2 separate regions of the Homo sapiens genome follow, and region 2 is linked to region 1. A link is a loop called in an ENCODE intact Hi-C map of the cell type or tissue named here. Cell type or tissue: PC-3. All regions are shown on one strand. Links, peaks and the distances in the headings refer to the core of each region. The heading gives the core; the rest is flanking DNA. Region 1 has its middle 84 kb from the start of FEM1C. Region 2 overlaps LOC105379129 (a long non-coding RNA gene).

What was found. A loop is a pair of places that touch in the nucleus more often than their neighbours do. Peaks named below come from ENCODE experiments on the same cell type or tissue, not always from the same donor. Only the 100,000 strongest peaks of a DNase experiment are listed, where the experiment ranks them.
Region 2: it touches region 1 in a loop (7-fold over the local background); 2 of 110 quality-filtered maps call a loop at or near these places.

The regions. Positions count from the first base shown.
Region 1 is chr5:115,455,576-115,465,096 of GRCh38, forward strand. No RefSeq gene overlaps it. Among named protein-coding and RNA genes, the nearest start is that of FEM1C, 84 kb to the right of the region's middle. RefSeq lists an enhancer at 4,727-5,926. In PC-3, for the core only: no CTCF peak of the experiment used is centred there; DNase peaks (open chromatin) are centred at 4,386, 5,066, 6,126 and 6,496; H3K4me3 peaks cover 1,419 bases; H3K27ac peaks cover 4,264 bases.
Region 2 is chr5:115,338,831-115,348,351 of GRCh38, forward strand. It overlaps LOC105379129 (a long non-coding RNA gene), which reads left to right. Exons shown (of 5, transcript XR_948684.3): 5 at 1-101. Among named protein-coding and RNA genes, the nearest start is that of CCDC112, 47 kb to the left of the region's middle. In PC-3, for the core only: no CTCF peak of the experiment used is centred there; no DNase peak of the experiment used is centred there; H3K27ac peaks cover 1,078 bases.

The DNA.
Region 1 (9,521 bases), core at 1,059-9,058:
TGAGAGTGGTGTCCTTCCGGATTGGTGGTAAGGAAAATATGTCTATGAATATTCATTCACTGCTCATTTAGGAGTGTTCTGTGTAAAGACTCTTTGAAAGCTGATGAGAATGGGCATAAAAGGTTTGATTAATTCCTGAGTCAGCTGGCCCCTACCCCAAAACACATGCAATGATTGTCACAGAGAGCTGGTTTACAAAGAAAATGTTTCTGCAGATGTGTGGGCTTGGTACTGCCACCGCCACCCACTCTCCAACAAGAATAAAACAGACTCTGGGATTGGGCTGGGCCCTTTAGGGTTAAGCCACAGATCCTAAAGTCAAATTAAATATCAGCTCCTGAAGGGAACATCCCCAATGCTCACATTTTCCAAGATGTCAGGTCTGAGTATAGGGGACCTCTATCTGAAATTCCTCCCCTTTCCTCTCTGTGTATTCAGGTCCCATCTATCCTTACAGACATCGCAGGCTCTACTGGCCCTGGTGAAGTCTCGCCTGACTGCTTCATCTCACAGGGATATTTCATTCTTTTGCAATCAATGAACTCTTGTAGGTCCCTCCCTCTAGAGAGTTAATTACACACACTTGCCACCCTGTCACGTCTCCCTGCATTGTTGGCTTACTATAATAATGATCTTCATTATCATTACCTGTTTATATGTTCTTTCTCTGCTCAAGCGATCCCACATTCATTTTCCCTCAACAACATATACTGATCACGCAACATGTACCCTGACTCACTGATGAGGAATCAAATATAAAGATAATAATAATGATGATGTAATAACCCCAAAACAATATTTACAGAGTACTATACCCCAGCTTCTGGGCTACACACTATCTTATTTAATTCTCACAACAACCATTTGAAGAAAGGTTTGTCATTATCCCCATTTTACAGATGAGGAAACAGGCTCAGAAAATCTAATAAATCTGTCTGAGGCTACACAGCTAGCGTTTGATGAAGTGATTGGTAAATCCTCAAGAAACAAGGTTAGTGGGGAAGAAAAACAAATGGCCCTGCAATTTCAGCCCGTGGAAGAGCTTCTTTGGTCAAGGGCAGAGTGCCGTGGGAGCACAGAACTATCAGAACTGTGGACAGGTGTCAGGGCAGGCTCTAAGAGGAAGGCAGAGCCTGAGCCGAGTCACAGAGGATCAACAGGAGACGGCAAAAAAGGAGGATCCACTTCCTAGGAACAAAGGTCTGGGTGTCTCCAGGGGCCAAGTTGCCTCATCTGTTCGCCTAACTCCTCACCTTCAGCTCCACCCTCCAGGGGACCCCTTCTAAATCAAGCCTGTTCTTCCGGGAGGGAAACTGGGGTGTCTACCCTGAGCCCTAGGTTTGGTGGTGGCAGTGGGTGCCCCAGGATGTTGCAGTTATTTTTGATGGCTATTAATTTACATTACAAGCATACATACTTTCATAACATCTGGCGCATGCTGGCTGCATTGCTCTGGGCTCTGCAGCCCTCAAGGATTTGCCCTCCCTGGAATTCTTCCTGCAGTTTCCCCACAGTTCCCCTTAGGAGTCTAAACTTTTGTGGAGCTTTATTGATCCTGGCCCCAGACCATTCAGAAAAGGCACTAATTCAATTACAGCTGCGTGAAATCCTTCAGAGGCAGCCTAAGGAGACTGATTTTGATTCTCCTTTTCTGTGTCAGTGGTTTCCAATAGACAGTGTTTGAGAGGCAGAGCATATTCTCTTTAAATTATAAATAACCAGAACAGGGAAAAGAGGTGGCACTGGGAACGGGGCAGGAATGGGTAAATTTAAAAAAAAGCTGCAGCAAAATGATAAAACCCTGTGGCTTCAAAAATGTTTTATGAGTTTCTATAAGGCAATAACACAGAAGGGAAGGTCCTTTTTAAAATCTATTTTCTGAGATGGTCTGTGCTGTATACACTGTATACACATTGTGGCTAAATCTCTGAATTCCTAATACAGAGATTGAAACTAAAATCAAGAAAGCAGAGGGGATTCCACCAAAATCATGCAGACCATCAGGGGTCAGTTTGGAAACCACCAATCCTGTTTAGATATACAACCAACTGCTTCCCCCATTCATGGTGTCAGGCCTCTTTCACATTTATAGCGCCTGGAAAACTCCAAGAAAAGAAGATAACCTTACGTCGCAGACCCTGTTAAATTACAACCAGCAATGAGTCACCTGCCACCTGCTTTCTAACAGAACTCAAATTTTGCCTACTCTCCCAAGGATCCATGCACTTTAGGGATTGGCCTAAGCCTCTGGGAATTGGTTTGGCATGGACATAGGAACCAATGCTGGCCAACGAGACACACGGGCAGACTCCCGGGGAGGCTCCTTGGAAAGAGATCTTCCCATCTCTTCAAAAGATAAATAGACATAGATAGGTATAGGCATAAGCATACAGTAGAACTAAAATGAGAACATTTTGACTCATGTAACTGAAAAGTAGAGGCACTGCATGGGAAGAAGGATTGTGCTGGACTCAGAGTCCACAAAACTTGGTCTTTCTCCATTCCCAGTCTCCTTTGTTCTGAGTTGGCTTCGCACTCAGGAAGCCTCCTCCCACAGATGGTTCCCTATTAACTCCAAGTATGCATAATTTTACAGCCAGCAGTTCCCAGGTGATATGGTTTGGACGTGGTTCTCTCCAAATCTCATGCTGAAATGTGATCCCCACTGCTGAAGGGGGAGCCTAGTGGGAGGTGTTTGGGTCATGGGGGCGGATCCCTCATGAATGGCTTAGTGCTGTCCTTGCCGCATTGAGTGAGTTCTTAGTCTGTGATTTCATGTGAGAGCTGGTTGTTTAGAGTAGCATGCCACTCCTCCTCTCTCTCTTGCTTTGTCTCTCACCGTGTGACATTCTGGCTCCCCTTCGCTCCACCATGATTGTAATATTCTTTAGGCCCTCACCAGAAGCACCAGTGTTCTAGTAAAAGATCTAGGCTTGAGTTTTATCCAATCAACTTAGGAGATGTGTTCATCTCTCAGACAACCACTGTAACATGGGGAAAGAATATGCTAATTGTCCATGCTGGAGTTACTTGCTGGCTGCTGAAACAGGACATGGGGTGGAATCAGCCCACACAGACCACTTGCAGGAAGAATCAGGGAGGGGTAGTTCCCCTAAAGAAAAATGGAGAATCTGCTAGTAGAAGAAGTTGCATGGATGCTGGCCAGGCATGGGAGGTGTCCACAAAGCAGGGTGATGTAGATCATGGTGAGGAGTTGGGATTTTATACTATGAGCACTGGGAAGCGATCAAAGCATTTTAAACAGAAGAGTGATCCACTGACATATGTTCTGATGACATTTCAAAAACAAAATTCTTACTGCAGGTTACAGAAAGTACTTCAGGGAGCTAAGCTTGGAAGGATTGAAATCAGGGGCTATGATAGAATGACAGGCAGGAGAGCTTGGTGCCTTGAACCAGGGTGGTATTTGTAGAAATCAGAAAAACATGAACATATTTGAGATACTCTTGTGGAAGAGCTGATGTCACTTGTTGATGGATCAGAGATGGGCTAGTAAATGAAAGAAGTCAAGCATGATTCCCAGGGCTTGGGCTTGATCACCTGAGTAAATCATGATGCCATTTACCAACAGGAGAAAGACATGGGAAGTGGGAAGACAGGGATGAGCTGGGAGGGCAAAAATCAAGAGTTCTGTCATGAATACAGAAGAACAGTCTGTGCTGGAATTATAAATCCAGGAATCATCAGCATATAGACATTATTTAAATGAGAAAGACGGAATGAGATCACTCAGGAAATCATGTAGAGAAAAGAAGTGGGGGCACTCATACTACTTCACCAACAATTTCTCCACTCTGTCCAACCCGGTCCTCTTGGGTTCTGAGCAAATAGGGGTTCTCTCACCCCTGGACTTCTTTCTTGTGCCATTCTCATTGCCTGCAATGCCTTCCTCCCTTTTCCTAGTATCCCTGAATGCTCATTCTTTAAGGATCAGCTCAAATCTACCCTCTCCAGGAATCATGGGCCTTGTTTAGCCCCACTGCCAATGTCGGCCTCCTTGCTTCCCGTAACTTTGTTTATTCACTGCACATTTGGCATTTGTAAGTCAATGTCTTCTGCTCTGTGTATATGTCATATTTCTCCCAATTAGAGTATAAGCTCAGAGAAGGCAGTCTGGATGCCTTTACACTCCCCAGTATTTGGCAGGTTTTCCAGAAAAGAGTTAAAACAAACATCTGTTGATCAATGACCACATTCACTCTTATCTTCTCTTGCTACTTTTGTGCCAGTGGTTGAGAATTAATCTCAAATTCTGAGCAGCTCAGCAAGGGTGTTTCAATCAATTTCTTGAAAATAAGGCAGCAATTGTCAAATGCTTTAAGACACTTATGGCAAATAAATGCTTGTGGCAAATAAAAAGAATATGACTCACTTCATATTGAAAAGAACCAGATGAAAGTAGTTTCCCACAGAGGAAAGTCATAGAATTAAAATGAATGTCTATGAACCACTTCAACTATTTTTGCATCTACCCCTGAATAATATTCCACTTAACTGGAACATATCTCAGTGTGTTTGTGCCCATTTAACACTCCCTGTCTTCCCAACCCAGCATCTGTAACTTACAGCCTGTAGTCATTCCAAAATGCTTCCACGTGGCTAACCTGGGTTGCCAAGCCCCATCTGGCTCAATTAGCACTGGAGATTCTGGAGAGCCCCAAATTATCATTCTTTTCTGGTTGTACTACCAAAGACCTTCCCATCCTATCTCTTCCTCAAACTCCCTAAGTTCCATAGTTGTATTTGTTCCAATTTTGAATCCCAATAGTCCCCAGCTGTTTTAGATGCCCCGCCTCCCCACCCCCATCTGGGCTCTCCTGGCTGGGCTTCCCATGACAGTATTCTCCAATTAGGCAAATCACCCTTCAATCCCCAAATTTTCTTTAAAGCTGTAGCAAGTACACCCACAGTCGTGACAATACTGAATAAAATGGAATAGGTCTGATTCACTTTCCCAAAGCTGACTTTTGCTGCTGATTGACTCATATCTGTTTACCAGAGGTCATTTGATTTCCTCCTTTTGACTCATGCTCAACTTCAAAACTGATATAACTTGAGTGTGCCACTCGAATGTGACCTTCCTTTTTGCCTGCAGAACCTCCAGCTCCACTCAGCTCCTGGGGCTCAGCCAGCAGAGCTGTGCAGTGGAAAGGAATCCACCTTGGAACAGGATCCCTGGCTTTACCACTTCAATTGCTGAGTGATCTCCAGCTAGTTAGTTTCAGCCTATTTCCTCATGTGAAAAATTGAGGTAAAAATACTTGGAAATATTGTTGTAAAGGTTAAGTAACGTAAGAAAAATGCCTGGAACCATGTCTTCCACCAAAGTAGGTAGGGGCTCAACAAATATTGAATTGATTCATATGACATTGCCATTTATATAGGTCAAAAATGGCCAAATATTGACAATTTCATATGGTTCAACCTGCCATCAGCCTATTACTCAAGCACCTAAGAAATCAGTGTCCAATTGGTTGGAGTATTGGGTACAAACAAGGTAGAACCTTAGAGGTAGAACCCCAGTGTTGACTTTTATTTACATTATCAAAGAATCAAGGAAGGCCAGCACCCTACTATGCACTTTAAATTCTGGAAGATTTTCTTCACTCTTAGCTAGTTAAACAAAGCCGATTTAAGAGACAGGATAAAATTGTGGTTTAGAGCCTAGACTCTGGGGAGAGATTGTCTGGGATTAAATTCCAGCTCTGCTACTGACGAGCATTGTGAAACTGAGCAAGTTTGTTAATCAACCTGGGTCTCAGTTTTGTTCCCCGTGACATAGGATATTACAGGGTGTTGTGCAGATGAAATAAGTTAAAACATGTAACATTCTTAGAATCTGGAAGTGTTAACGATCATTATCTTGATTTAAAATAGGTGGTTTGGCCTGACTAGTTAGTGAAATCTCTTTCACAACAAAGCACCCATTGGGTAGAAATCAGAACTCCAGCAATGGAGAATCAGCCTCCCCTTGTTGATCAGTCCCAGTTTAGCAGCTGGGATACTCCTTGGGAAGCTCAAAGATGGTAGGTGTCACCACCCATGATAGCTCAGTGAGAATCCACCCAGCCAGTGATGAGTGCTTCAAGGGTGGGGCAGAGAATATCACACAGTCATTTGGAGCAGTGGTGATTCATGCACACCCTGAAAACCTCAACAGAAAAGAGATGGTAGCAGATGAAAAGGAAGAGGGATACAATTTCCACAACCAAGAAGAAACAGACACTGCTCATTCTGGTGAGAAATGAGAGCATAATTTGAATTCAGCATTTATTTAGAAAATCAGATTAATGAGGACAAAGACATCATAAGGAAAATAATGATAAAGACCTCTAGGCTTTCCCACAATCACTTTCATGTATATTATCAAACTATATCCACACACAAAAAGTCTCTGAGTCAGATAGGCAAAGCCAGCATTATTTTCATGTATGGATGAGGAACTGATGAATCATGGAGTTTGAATGGCTAACTAGAGTCTAAAAGAATGTAGAAACCCATAAAAGACAAAGAGAATAAAGAAAACAAGCAGACAAGAGAATTCCACACAAGTTTGAAAGATAGGACCAGATGGAGGTAAGTGGTTTAGTAAGACAGAGGAAGCAAGGATTTAAGTCACCTGAAGACAAGTTACCACAAATGAATTAGCTCATTCATCCCAATGGAAAACCTGAGATGCTCAAGATTTGGAGACAGCAGGTACAATGAAGGGTTGGGGTGAGGTAAGGAGCTAAAAATAGAAGTTGAAAGTTCGTTTGTGAAGCAGTCATGTTCTTCTCTCACCTTGCACAGTCAGGCCACTAGTTTCCCAGGCTGGTGATGAAAGAGTTTTTTTGTGTGTAATTTGAATGGGAAAGGCTTTGACTTGGGGCTACAGAGATAGGGGCAACAGAGGGGAGGGACATGGAAGTCTGCAAACTTAACCAACTTCTCTTCATTTCTCCCTCCCTACTACTCTTCTCCGCCTCACTTCTCTAAAGAAGATATACAAATGGCTAACAGGTATGTGAAAAAATGCTCAACGTCACTAATTGTTAGGGAAATGCAAGTCAAAACCACAATGAGATATCATCCCACCCCAGTTAGAATGGCTGTTATCAAAAAGACAAAAACTAAATGTTGGTGAGGATGTGAAGAAAGGGGAATGCTTATACACTGCTGATGAGAATGTAAATTAGTACAACTATTATGGAAACAATATAAAGGTTCCTCAAAAATCTTAAAATGGAACTACCATATGATCCAGCAATCCCACGATTGGGAATATATCCAAAAGAAAGGAAATCAGAATATTGAAGAAATATCTGTACCCCCATGTTTATTGTGGCACTATTCACAATAGCCAAGATAAGGAATCAACCTGTGTCCATCAACAAATAAATGGATAAAGAAAATGAGGTCTGTATATACAATGGAATGCTATTGTATATAAATACATTTTCAGCCATAAAAAACGAAATCCTGTCTTTTGAAGAAATGTGGATGGAACTAGGGGATGTTATGTTAAGTGAAATAAGCTCGGCAAAGAAAGACAAATATTGTATATTCTCACTTATATGTGAAACTGAAAAAAGTTGATGTCTTGGAGGTAGCGAGTAGAATGATGGTTATCAGATTATCTTTTGACAAATTAAATTATCCTAAAGAAAAAGTTTCCAGCTTTATTGATTGACCGATTTGCATTTATGAACTCCATGTTCAATCACCCACATTGTGCACACGTACCCTAAAACTTAAAGTATAATAATAATAAAATAAAAAAAGAAAGAAATAATAAATAACTTATTTACCTTTAAAAAAAAAAAAAAGATCATCATCACACCACTGCACTCCAGCCTGGGTAACAGAGTGAGATCTTGTCTCAAAAAAATAAATAAATAAATAAAAATAAAAAGAGAGAGAGAAAAAAAGTAAAGTGACAATAAAATTTCCCAGGAGTAAAAAAAAAATCTCCAGATTGAACACATTGCTTTTATGAACAGAAAAATAAATTAATTAAGGCCCACCCTATGCCAAACTATGTAATTGTGAGATTATGTGTTACCCCCAAATTATGTGAGAAACATTATGAGATAATTGTGTCCCCAAAGAGAGGGGAAAAGTCACTTACAAGAAAATAAGCATGAGGAAGGAATAGGATTATACAACACTTACAATAAATGTTAGAAGAGATCAATAAGATAGTGCCTTCAAATATGTGAAGGAAAATTAAGTTTCAACCTAGACTTTGAATCTCAGCCAGACTATAACTCCAGAGAGTTGATAAAATAAAGACATTTTCAGAAGAGTAGGAATGCAAAAACACTACCCCTATTTCTTTTTTTTAAAAGCAACTGGAGGACTTTCAGTTATCTTAATGGCAGTCTAGACCAATCCTCCTGATGAGGTTGACTAAAACAGCTATATATGTATATTGAGTAACGTAGAGGATGAATATATACATACATACTTTTTTTCTTAAAATCCTTAAAAAGCAAACTAGTGAGGGATTACCATGCCAAAAACTTGGGAGAATATAAGAAGGAAAAAGCAAGTACTCACAGATGCACTGGCCCTGATTAGGAAGAAACAGCTGCAGTATGGAGCTGTGGTATTTGGCAGCCTCACTGAACAAAATAGATAAAAGGACCTGCCAAGTGGAAAGTCTGATAAATACCCACACATTAAATGAAGGTCCTGAAGGGCTTTACTCTTAGGGCAGAGCTTCCCAAACTTGTGGGCACATTAGAATCACTGGAGAGCTTTTAAAAATTCCAAAGCCCAGGTAACACCAGAGACCATTCAAATCACAATCTCTGACTGTAGGAAACAAGCATCAGTACATTTTAAAGTTTCCCAGGTGACTCAAATGTACAAACAAGTTTGAGAATCGCTGCTGTTAGAGAAAGAATAAATTGAAATCAACACTGTTCTCATATGGATGATCCAGGGAATCTCAAGCCTGAAATTTCAATTAAGGTAGTCTAGAGTGTCAGAAGCAAATTAAAATTTTCTGTGGAGGTAGATGTTTTCAATCTATGCCCAAATTATTTCTACGAATAAGATTTCAAATACAATGTTAAGCATAAGGTCTGTATGAGACATAACCAGGGAGTAAAAAAAGACAACAGAAACAAGCCCACAAAGATTTCAGATAGTGAAAGTATTGGGCACAGCCACCAAAATCATGTTTTCTGTCTTCAGACTGAAAAAGAAAATCTTGAACATTTCAATTGGGAAGTGGAAACTTTAAAAAGTTGCTTTTATTTGAAAAAGGACTGAGTAGAAATTCTAGAACTAAAAAATACAGTAACTATAGTTAAGAATTCTACAGGTTTACCAGATATACAGGTAGAACAGATATAGCCAAATATTAGATTAGGGAACTGGAATATAAATTAGAAGAAAGTATCCAGAAAAAAACGAAAGGATGAGTATTGATTGCCAAATATTTGTTTGCATGGCCAGAGAGTCAATATTTCAGATCATGCAGGCCATACTGTCTCTGTGGTAACTAGTCA
Region 2 (9,521 bases), core at 1,089-9,088, 120 kb before region 1:
TCATAGCCTCACGTGGAAGAAAAGGTAAGGGATTTCTCTGGGATCACTTTTACAAGTACAAGGGTACTCATTCCATTCTAATCAGCTCCCGAAGAATCACCTCCAAAGGCTCCACCTCCTGATACCATGACCTTATGGGGTAGGATTCCAACAAACGAATTTTGAAGGGACATAAACTCAGTCTATTGCAGTGTTCTTCTCCTGTAATACAGCTCACTGCATATGCAGATGTCACCTGACGGTCTGTGAATCACCCTGTGGAAAATGGGGCTCAAGGAACTGGTGGGAAAAAGAGGCTGATACTCTGGCTATTGCTAGTGCTGTGTATGAGCAATAAAGTTCTTTATCTCTAACCCAGGTGTGTTGTGTCTTTTTCTAGGATCTGTTAAACCATGGCAGGCTGACTTGTTATGGTAGTGAAAGGTATAAAATCTCAGACATTTCCTTCACAGTTCTTCACAACAGCAATATTATTATTATTGTGCTTATTGTTGTTAACCAGAAATTATTGAGCACCTATTATAAAATAAATGAACCAAACTCTGTTCTAAGTAATGTACTATATTATCTCATTTAATTTTTATAACAGTGTTGTGAATTATACAACATTATTATCATCTTATAGATGATAATACTGAGATTCAAAAAATGGACATTGTTGGTTGGCTTCTTAGTATCCATTTCCCTCTGTTCAGTTGCATTCTGTTTCATTTACTCTCACCTAGCAAAGACGTTGTTCCTTCCTTTAGCTTTAAGAGTGAGCCTAAGGGAATGACATTCTTCTGGCCATAGGACTTGGTCAGGAAATGAAACATTATCCAGTTTGGACAAAGGAAATTGGGAGACAGTGTACTAGGGACTTTGGGGAAAGTTTTCTTGCTGTTTCATAGAGCCATAGAGAAATACAGGCTCTCACTTAGCAAAGAAGTTGTCCCCTCCTCTAGATTAAGGGGTGAGCCTAAGGGAATGACATTCTTCTTCCCATAGGACTTGTTCAGGAAATGAAACATTATCTAGTTTGGGCAAAGGAAATTGGGAGACAGTGTACTAGAGACATTGGGGAAAGTTTTCTTACTCTTTTATAGGGCCATAAGGAAAGATAGGCTCTCTTGTTCCATCTGAATGTTGATATGTGTCAGCAGGGTGATAGCAATAATATTTGATACATACTTACCAGAATAAGTGCTGAACATAATACTGAAGCAGGGTCTGAAATTCCTGCTTCCATATATTACCCGGATTCCTGAATTTCATATATTGCCTCTTTATGTACTAGATTGTGAGGAAGTCCTGGGGGGAAGCTACAGTGGCTGGACATTGGGAACCCTCATCAGGTTCAGGGCAATGGGTAATTATCAACTAGTACCAAAGTATTTTAATATGTTAGTAACTAGTACTGTTATACTCAGTGTGCAGCTGTGATGCCTGAAACTACTATATCCGTCTCATTCCCAGTCAGAGGAAGAAGTTTACACACATAGGAGGGCAGAATCAAGGCGGTCACAGAAAGATGGAGAGAGCCTTTAGATTGAGATGACCAAACAGCGGTCCTCTCTCTCTGGGCTTTTTCAATTAACAGACAACAAATTCCCTTTTCATTTAAGCTGGTTTGGGACTGGATTTCAGCTACTTACAGTCAAAAATATTCACTGAAGCATTAAGTAACTAGTCCAAGGACTCAGAGCAAGTACATAGCCACAGTAGAATTGAAAGTCAAGTCTTCCTGGCTTAAACATCTCGATTTTTCTGATGCATCATAGTGTTCCCAAGCACCAAATAAATATGAGAAGAATTATTTGCAAACTGTGAAAGGCTGCATTTAAATTTTTGGTCATTTTTATCAGAAATAATAAATAAGACTAAAAATGCCAAGAAAAAATCCAAAGAGACTGGTGTTTCTTTATTGTATGCATTGAGAATTCTCCCCACTCCTACTAAAAACATACTCATCTAGCTGAAGAATAATATTAATATAGGGAAAGGAAAATATAATAGAATATATGTGATGTTCAGATTATTTACTGAGATGACTGGTGGTAGATATGACTGCTGAAGTCAGATTAGATGACCAGAAATCTGTTCCAGGAAAAGCCTCTCACGTTTACACCATCTTGAGAGCATACATGACCCAGTTCTGAGTTCATCCCAGGAATATTTTAAACATCATCATCAGCATGTTCACATGATCACAGTACCTTCTAGATGCCTGTACAGGGAAAAGTTACTTTTTCATCCCTCAGTCACCTCAAAGTTCAAGCATTTGTCACTGCTTCAGAAAAAAAATGACATGGACTCTTCTTTTTTTTTTCTTAACCAAGGATCAATGTAAATGAAGATTTTACATTTGCCTCTAGTTAAATTGATGGTTTTGACAGGTAACATATTATAATACAAACAGAGTTGGCCCTTGAACAACACAGGGATTGGGGTGGCAACACCCCACACAGTCAAAAATCTGCATATAGCTTATGATTTCCCCAAAATTTAACTACTAATAACCTACTGTGGACTAGAAGGCTTATCAATAACTTAAACAGTTTAGTAACACATATTTTATATGTTATTTATATTGTATATTGTATTCTTACAATAAAATAAGCTATAGTGAAAGAAAATGTTATTAAGAAAATCATAAGGAAGAGAAAATATGTTCCTTATTCATTAAGTAGAAGTGGATTATCATAAAGGTCTCCATCCTCATCATCTTCATGTTGAGTAGGCTGAGGAGGAGGAGGAAGTGGAAGAGTTGGTCTTGCTGTCTCAGGGATAGCAAATCTGCATGTATTTCCCATGCTGTTCAAACTTGTGTTGTTCAGGGGTCAACGTGCTTATTAAAATAGAATATTTGCACACAGAGTTCATCCACTCATACAATCTTAAGGGTTAGAAAGCCCTTAGCAACTTCCAATTCAACCCCTCTTATTTTGTATGTGAGAACACTGAGGTATAGAGGGGCCAGATGGAGAAAGCAGAGCATTTAAAAAATATCCTTAACGTTACCAAACGGTCATACTTTAGGTGTGTATTTCATTTTTGGAAATATGCAAAAGTCACTCTGTTAAATATTGTGATTAAGGGCCAGGGGTGGGGCATAGATCTAGTTGAATAATATCTGACATTGCAAAAAAGTAACAAGTTATGAGTAATCAGTCTGTGTTTTTAGTATGGGTGAGTCCACCAATACATCCAAAGATAGTTTCAGTGCAAATGTTTTTGAACTACACTAAACAAAAGCAGCATTATTTAGAATAAGCCCCAACCCTCACAAGTTTAACCCTAATTTGGAATAGCATTGCTGATTTTCAAAATATTATTTTCTCATCATCTTTATTTGTTAATTATCTTTTTGTGATTGATTTCTAGCTTATTTCTACTATGGTCAGAAAGCATACTATAAGTGACTTCAATCCTTTAAAATTTTAAAAATTTGTTGAAGTGTCTTTTATGGCCTAACATATTATCAATTTAAATAAATGTTCCATGTTTCCCTGAAAAGAATGCACACTCTATTGTCTTTATGTGGACTATTTATGTATGTCAATTAGGTCAAGTATGTTAATTATGTTGTTTAGATGTTCTGTATCCTTATTGATATTACTTTCTGCTTCATTCTATCAATTATTGAGAGGTATGTTAAATTTCCCACTATAATTATAGATTAGTTAATTTCTTTTTTTAGTGCAATTTTTGCTTGGTATAATTTGAAGTTATGTTATTACCTGAATACAAAATTAGGATTGTTCTATCTCCCGATCTTTCATCACTTTGACATAATCCTTTGTATTAGTCTGAGTCCAATCAGTGGGTTAAGCAGTGGAAGTTTAATAAAGTGAATGGACTTAATAAAGACTTTCATGCTCTGATAAGAGCGACTGTAAAATGTGCGGAAACTCTGTAAGGCACCCTAGGGCTTAGAGAATATCCAAGAAAGGTCAAACTTGGAAGGAGTCCAGATTTCACTGGATAAAACAGGGAGCAACTCTTCGGAATGCAGGGCAGGGCAGGGGATCAGCAACTGGATGTGTGGATATGCAGAAGGAGTGGGGCCTTGAAAGAAACCCTCTAGTGGGAGCAAACATGACTATTATTCTTTTTCATACTATCGTCTTCTAGCATACTTGAGATAGGCTGTTTTAATTATCTGATTTTACATAGAAAAAAATAAATACTAAGGCTGAAAATCTATAATGGTCAATTGTTCATTAAAAGTTTTCCTACAAGGAAATAAAAAAGAAAAAGGAAACCTTCCAGGCCACAGGTGAGCCGCCTGGTGGCTCAGGTTATCCCCAGGCCAAGCTGAGGCTGCAAGGTCACCAGGGGACTGGGAATTCTGGGCACATAGCTGGGGCAGAGCTCTACCAAATATCCTCACCATAATACCACCGACCTGCCATGGAGCAGCCAGAAGCAGCAGGAGAGGCCCTTCCTCCTGCAGTGTTCCTCTAGGATTGCCCACTGAGAAAGCTTAGTTAACATCATGCTCTTTAAAAAGGAGAGATGTCTTCACAATAAATAGCTAATGCATGTGAGTCTTAATGCCTAGGTGATGACTTGATAGGTACAGCAAACCACCACGGCACACGTTTACCTATGTAACAAACCTGCATGTCCTGTACATGTATCCTGGAACTTAAAATAAAATTAAATTTTAAAAAAAGGAGAGATGCTTAAAGAAATTCTGTCCATTGTGGCAAAACATATCTCAGGGTGACTTTGGAGCTGAGAGGCAATAAATTGATAACGGGCTTGCTTTAATGTTGGCTTTGTTGAATATTAATATAGCTATATTAGCTTTTAGTTAGTGTGTACATGGTAAATCCCTTTTCATTCTTTTACTGCCAACCTTTCTGGCTCTTTATATTTAAGGTATGTCTCTTATAAGTAGTATATGACTGATCAGGAATTTAAAATAATTATTGATATGTTTTCATCAAATCTGCTAACTTACACTTTTTTGGTAATTGTCTCATTTGTTCAGTGTTTCATTTTCTCCCCCTTCATGCCTTGTTTTGAACAGAGTAAAAATTTATTTTTCTATTTTTTCCCCTCTACTTCCTGGCGTGTGTGTGTGTGTTTTAAAAATATTACTCATTTAGTGGTTACTCCAGTGATTATACTATGCATCATTGACTTACTACAGTCTCATATAAATTACAGTGGTCCCTCCTCTTCCAGGGTTTCACTTTCTGTGATTTCAGTTACCTTCAGTCAACCAAAGTCCAAAAATATTAAAAGAAAAATTCCAGAAATAAACAATTCCTAAGTTTCACACTGTGTGTGCTGTCCAGAGTAGCATGATGAAATTTTGCACTGTCTCACTCTAATCTGCCCAGTACATGAATCATCTATTTGTCCAGCATGTTCACAATATAGAGGCTCCCACCCATTTGTCACTTAGGAGCCATCTGGGTTATCTTACCCAATGTTGAGCATCACAGTGCTTGTGTTCAAGTCACACTTATTTTACTTAATAGTGGCCCCAACATGCAAAAATAGTGATGTTGGCAATTCAGCTATGCCGAAGAGAAACCAGAAAATGCTTCCTTCAAGTGAAAAGGTGAAAGTTCTCAATTGAATAGGAAAAAAAAAAAAAAAACAAAACAGTACATTAAAGTTACTAAGATCTATGTGAAGAAAAAATCTTCTATTTGTGAAATTATAAATAAGGAAATTTACAGGCTAGTTTTACAAGTCAAATAAGGAAATTATGTGCTAGTTTTGCTCCTGTACTTCAAACTGCAAAAGTTACAGTCACAGTGCATGATATGTGCCTTGTTAAAATGGAAAAAGTATTAAATTTGTGGGCAGACATTCCAAATTTTGGCAGTGGGGTTTGGTACTACCCGTGGTTTCAGGCATCCCCTAGGGGTCTTGGAACATATGATAAGGAAACATATAATAACATGGATTAAGGGGAGACTACTGAAATTATTTTACTACTTCCCAGATGTTGATAAGCTATTAGAACACTTTAAGTCCATTTATCCTCTCCCACTTTTGTGTTATCATTGTTAACTTTTCACTCCTTCTTATTTATTTATATTAATACAAATACTTATTGTATTTTCAGTAGAGACAGGGTTTCACCATGTTGACCAGGCTGGTCTCAAACTCCTAACCTTAAGTAATCCACCTGCCTCAGTCTCCCAAAAAGCTGGGATTACAGGACTGAGCCACCATGCCCAGCTTCCTTCATATATTTTAGATGCCACAAGACATTATTACTTCTTAGTAGAGATGATATTCATTTACACATACCCTCGCCATTGTTCATCATCCCTTTCTTCATTTCTGTGGACATGTCTGAAGTAACTTTCCCTTTGCCTAATAATTTTATTTAACATTTCTTTTAGTGCAGACCTCTGGGTGAAACATTCTGTCATATTTTATTTGTCTGGAAACTACTCTGTTTTGCCTTCATTTTTGAGGAATATGTGTGTTAGGTATAGATTTCTAGGTTGGCAATTGTTTTCTTTTAGCACTTTAATGATGCCATTATATTGCCTTCTGACTTTCAATGAATCTCTTTACAATTCATCTGCCTGTCTTGTTCTTTCCTGACTTTCTCTTTCTTTTAAAAGATTTATTTTTGTCATTTTTTTAGCAGTCACTATGATGTCACTTTGATGTGCTTATTTGTAGTTTTCTTTGTATTTATCCCACTTAGGGTTTGGAGAACTTATTGAATTAGTAGTTTAATGTCTTTCATCATTTTTGGAAAACTCTTGGCCATTATTTCTTCAAGTATTGTTTTGACCCAATTCCTTCTCTCTTCCCTTTTTTGAAGTCCAGTGGTACTTATTCAGGCCTTTTTACCACATCACATATGTATCTGCATCATGTCCTATATGTTTACCCTATTTTGTATTTTCTACCTCTTTTGTTTTTCATGCCTCAGCCTCTATATTTTCTACCATTATTGTTCTCAGTTTCGTAATCATGTCTTTTGCTGAATCTAATATACTATAAATAATCTACTTCTTAATTTCAGTACTGATTTTTTTGGTTCTAGAATCTCTATTGCATTTCTTGTATAGATACAAGTTCTTTGATTACATTCTCTATCTTGTCATATGCTTTCTTAAATATATGAATTACAGTTAATACAGAGTTTGTGTCTGATAATTCTCAATAACTGGGTCATCTGTGGGTCTATTTTTATTGTTAGTTTCTCTTTTTTTGGTCTTGTTTCTTCACATGCCTGGAATTTTTTTTGTTTAATCAAATGCTGTACATTGTGTTTGAAAAATCATAGAGGCCTTGGAGGATGTCATATTCCTCCAGAGAAGGGTTATATTGTTCTCTGTGCTAGGTCCTATGCTATTCTTTGGGAAAACAGAAGGGAATAAAATAGACAAAATCCCTACCTTCATGGAGTTTACATTCTGCTAGGGGAAATAGGCAACACCAAATGAGTAAATAATAGTAAAGTAAGTAGTGGTAAATAAAAAATAATAAATCAAGTAAGGAAATAGAGGTTAAAGTAGTGCATTTGGATTGGGTGATTTGAAGGTAACATGTGAGCTAAGCCTGAATAAAGTAAGGGGGGAGAGTCATCAAAGTATTCTGGGCAAAGGTGTTCTAGGCAGAGAAAACAATAAATGCAAAGACCCCAAGGCCTTGATAAAGGAATGGCAAGGAAGCCAACCAACGTGGCTACAGTGGAGTGATCAGCAGGAAGAGTGGCAGAAAATGTCTGAGAAGTGAGCAGATGCTGCATATTAGGGCCTTGGAGCCCATAAGTGTGGAGAAAAGAAAGAGAGATCAGATTGTTACTGTGTCTATGTAGTAAAGGAAGATATAAGACACTCCATTTTGATCTGTACTAAGAAAAATTGTTTCTGCTTTGAGATGCTGTTAACCTGTAACTTTAGCCCCAACCCTGTGCTTACAGAAACATGTGCTGTAATGAATCAAAGTTTAATGGATTTAGGGCTGTGCAGGATGTGCCTTGTTAATAGTATGTTTGCAGGCAGTATGCTTGGTAAAAGTCATTGCCATCCTCCATTCTCGATTAACCAGGGACATAATGCACTGCAGAAAGCCACAGGGACCTCTGCCCAAGAAAGCCTGGGTATTGTCCAAGGTTTCCCCTCACTAAGACAGCCTGAGACATGGCCTCATGGGAAGGGAAAGACCTGACCGTCCACCAGCCCGACACCCATAAAGGGTCTGTGCTGAGGAGAAGTAGTGAAAGAGGGAGGCCTCTTTGCAGTTGAGGTAAGAGGAAGGCTTCTGTCTCCTGCTCGTCCTTGGGAATGGAATGTCTCAGTGTAAAGCTGACCATTCCCATTCGTTCTATTCTGAGATAGAAGAAAACTGCCCTGTGGCTGGAGGTGAGATACGCTGGCAGCAATACTGCTCTGTTACTCTTTGCTACACTGAGATGTTTGGGTAAAGAGAAACATAAATCTAGCCTACGTGCACATCCAGGCACAGTACCTTTCCTTGAACTTATTCATGATACAGATTCCTTTGCTCACGTTTCCCTGCTGACCTTCTCCCCACCTGTTGCCCCACTACACTCCCCTCGCTAAGATAGTTAAAATAATGATCAATAAATACTGAGGGAACTCAGAGGCTGGCACCGGTGTGGGTCCTCCGTATGCTGAGTGCCGGTCCCCTGGGCCCACTGTTCTTTCTCTATACTTTGTCTCTGTGTCTTATTTCTTTTCTCAGTCTCTCACCCCACCTGATGAGAAATATCCACAGGTGTGGAGGGGCTGGCCCCCTTCAATAGGAGTCCATAGGAATAACTTTAGATTTTATCCTATGTGTGATGGGTAGCCATTGAAGAATTTTGAGGAAAGGAATGATGTGATCCAATTTAGATTTAAAAAGAATCATTCCTCCTGATGTGTTTGGAATACACTGCAGCAAAGCAAGAGTGTCAGTAGAGGACAAGTCAGGGGGCTGGAACTGCCGGAATCTATGCCATAGCTAATGGTGCTTTCATCTAGTGGGTTAGTAGCGAATGTCAGGAGGAACAGTTGGATTTGGGATATATTTTTGAAGGCAGAGGCATCAGATTCCGGGGGGGTTCATGTAGGGTTTGCAGAGGTGAGTTTCCATGAAACTTAGGCTTCAGGGCCTGCCATTTGCACCAGCCCATCCAAATATGCATCTTTGTATCTAGTTTTGTAGTCTTTTACTTAATGAGAACCCCTCCCTCCCCACTAATGCATACAATTCAATTTCCACAAAATGGGACTCTTTCTCTAGGGTCTGAGAGTAAAGAGGATTAAGAATTATGGTTCTTAGGTTTTGGCCAGAAGGACAGGAGGAATAGTAGTGTCATTTCTAAGCCATAGTACTCTGGAAAAAGAACAGGTTGAAGGGGATGTAGAATTCCATTCACACCAAAAGAAAAAATTCTGTTCTGTTTGTACTAAAGTCTCAACCTCTCACACTGAAAGCCCAGAACTTATCCTACTCACCCAGGCTCTTCTCTCCCTGAAGCCCGGACTTCTGTTTGTAAAATTGTCTCAAGTTATAATATCCTTTCCTGCTCTTTCTCTTTT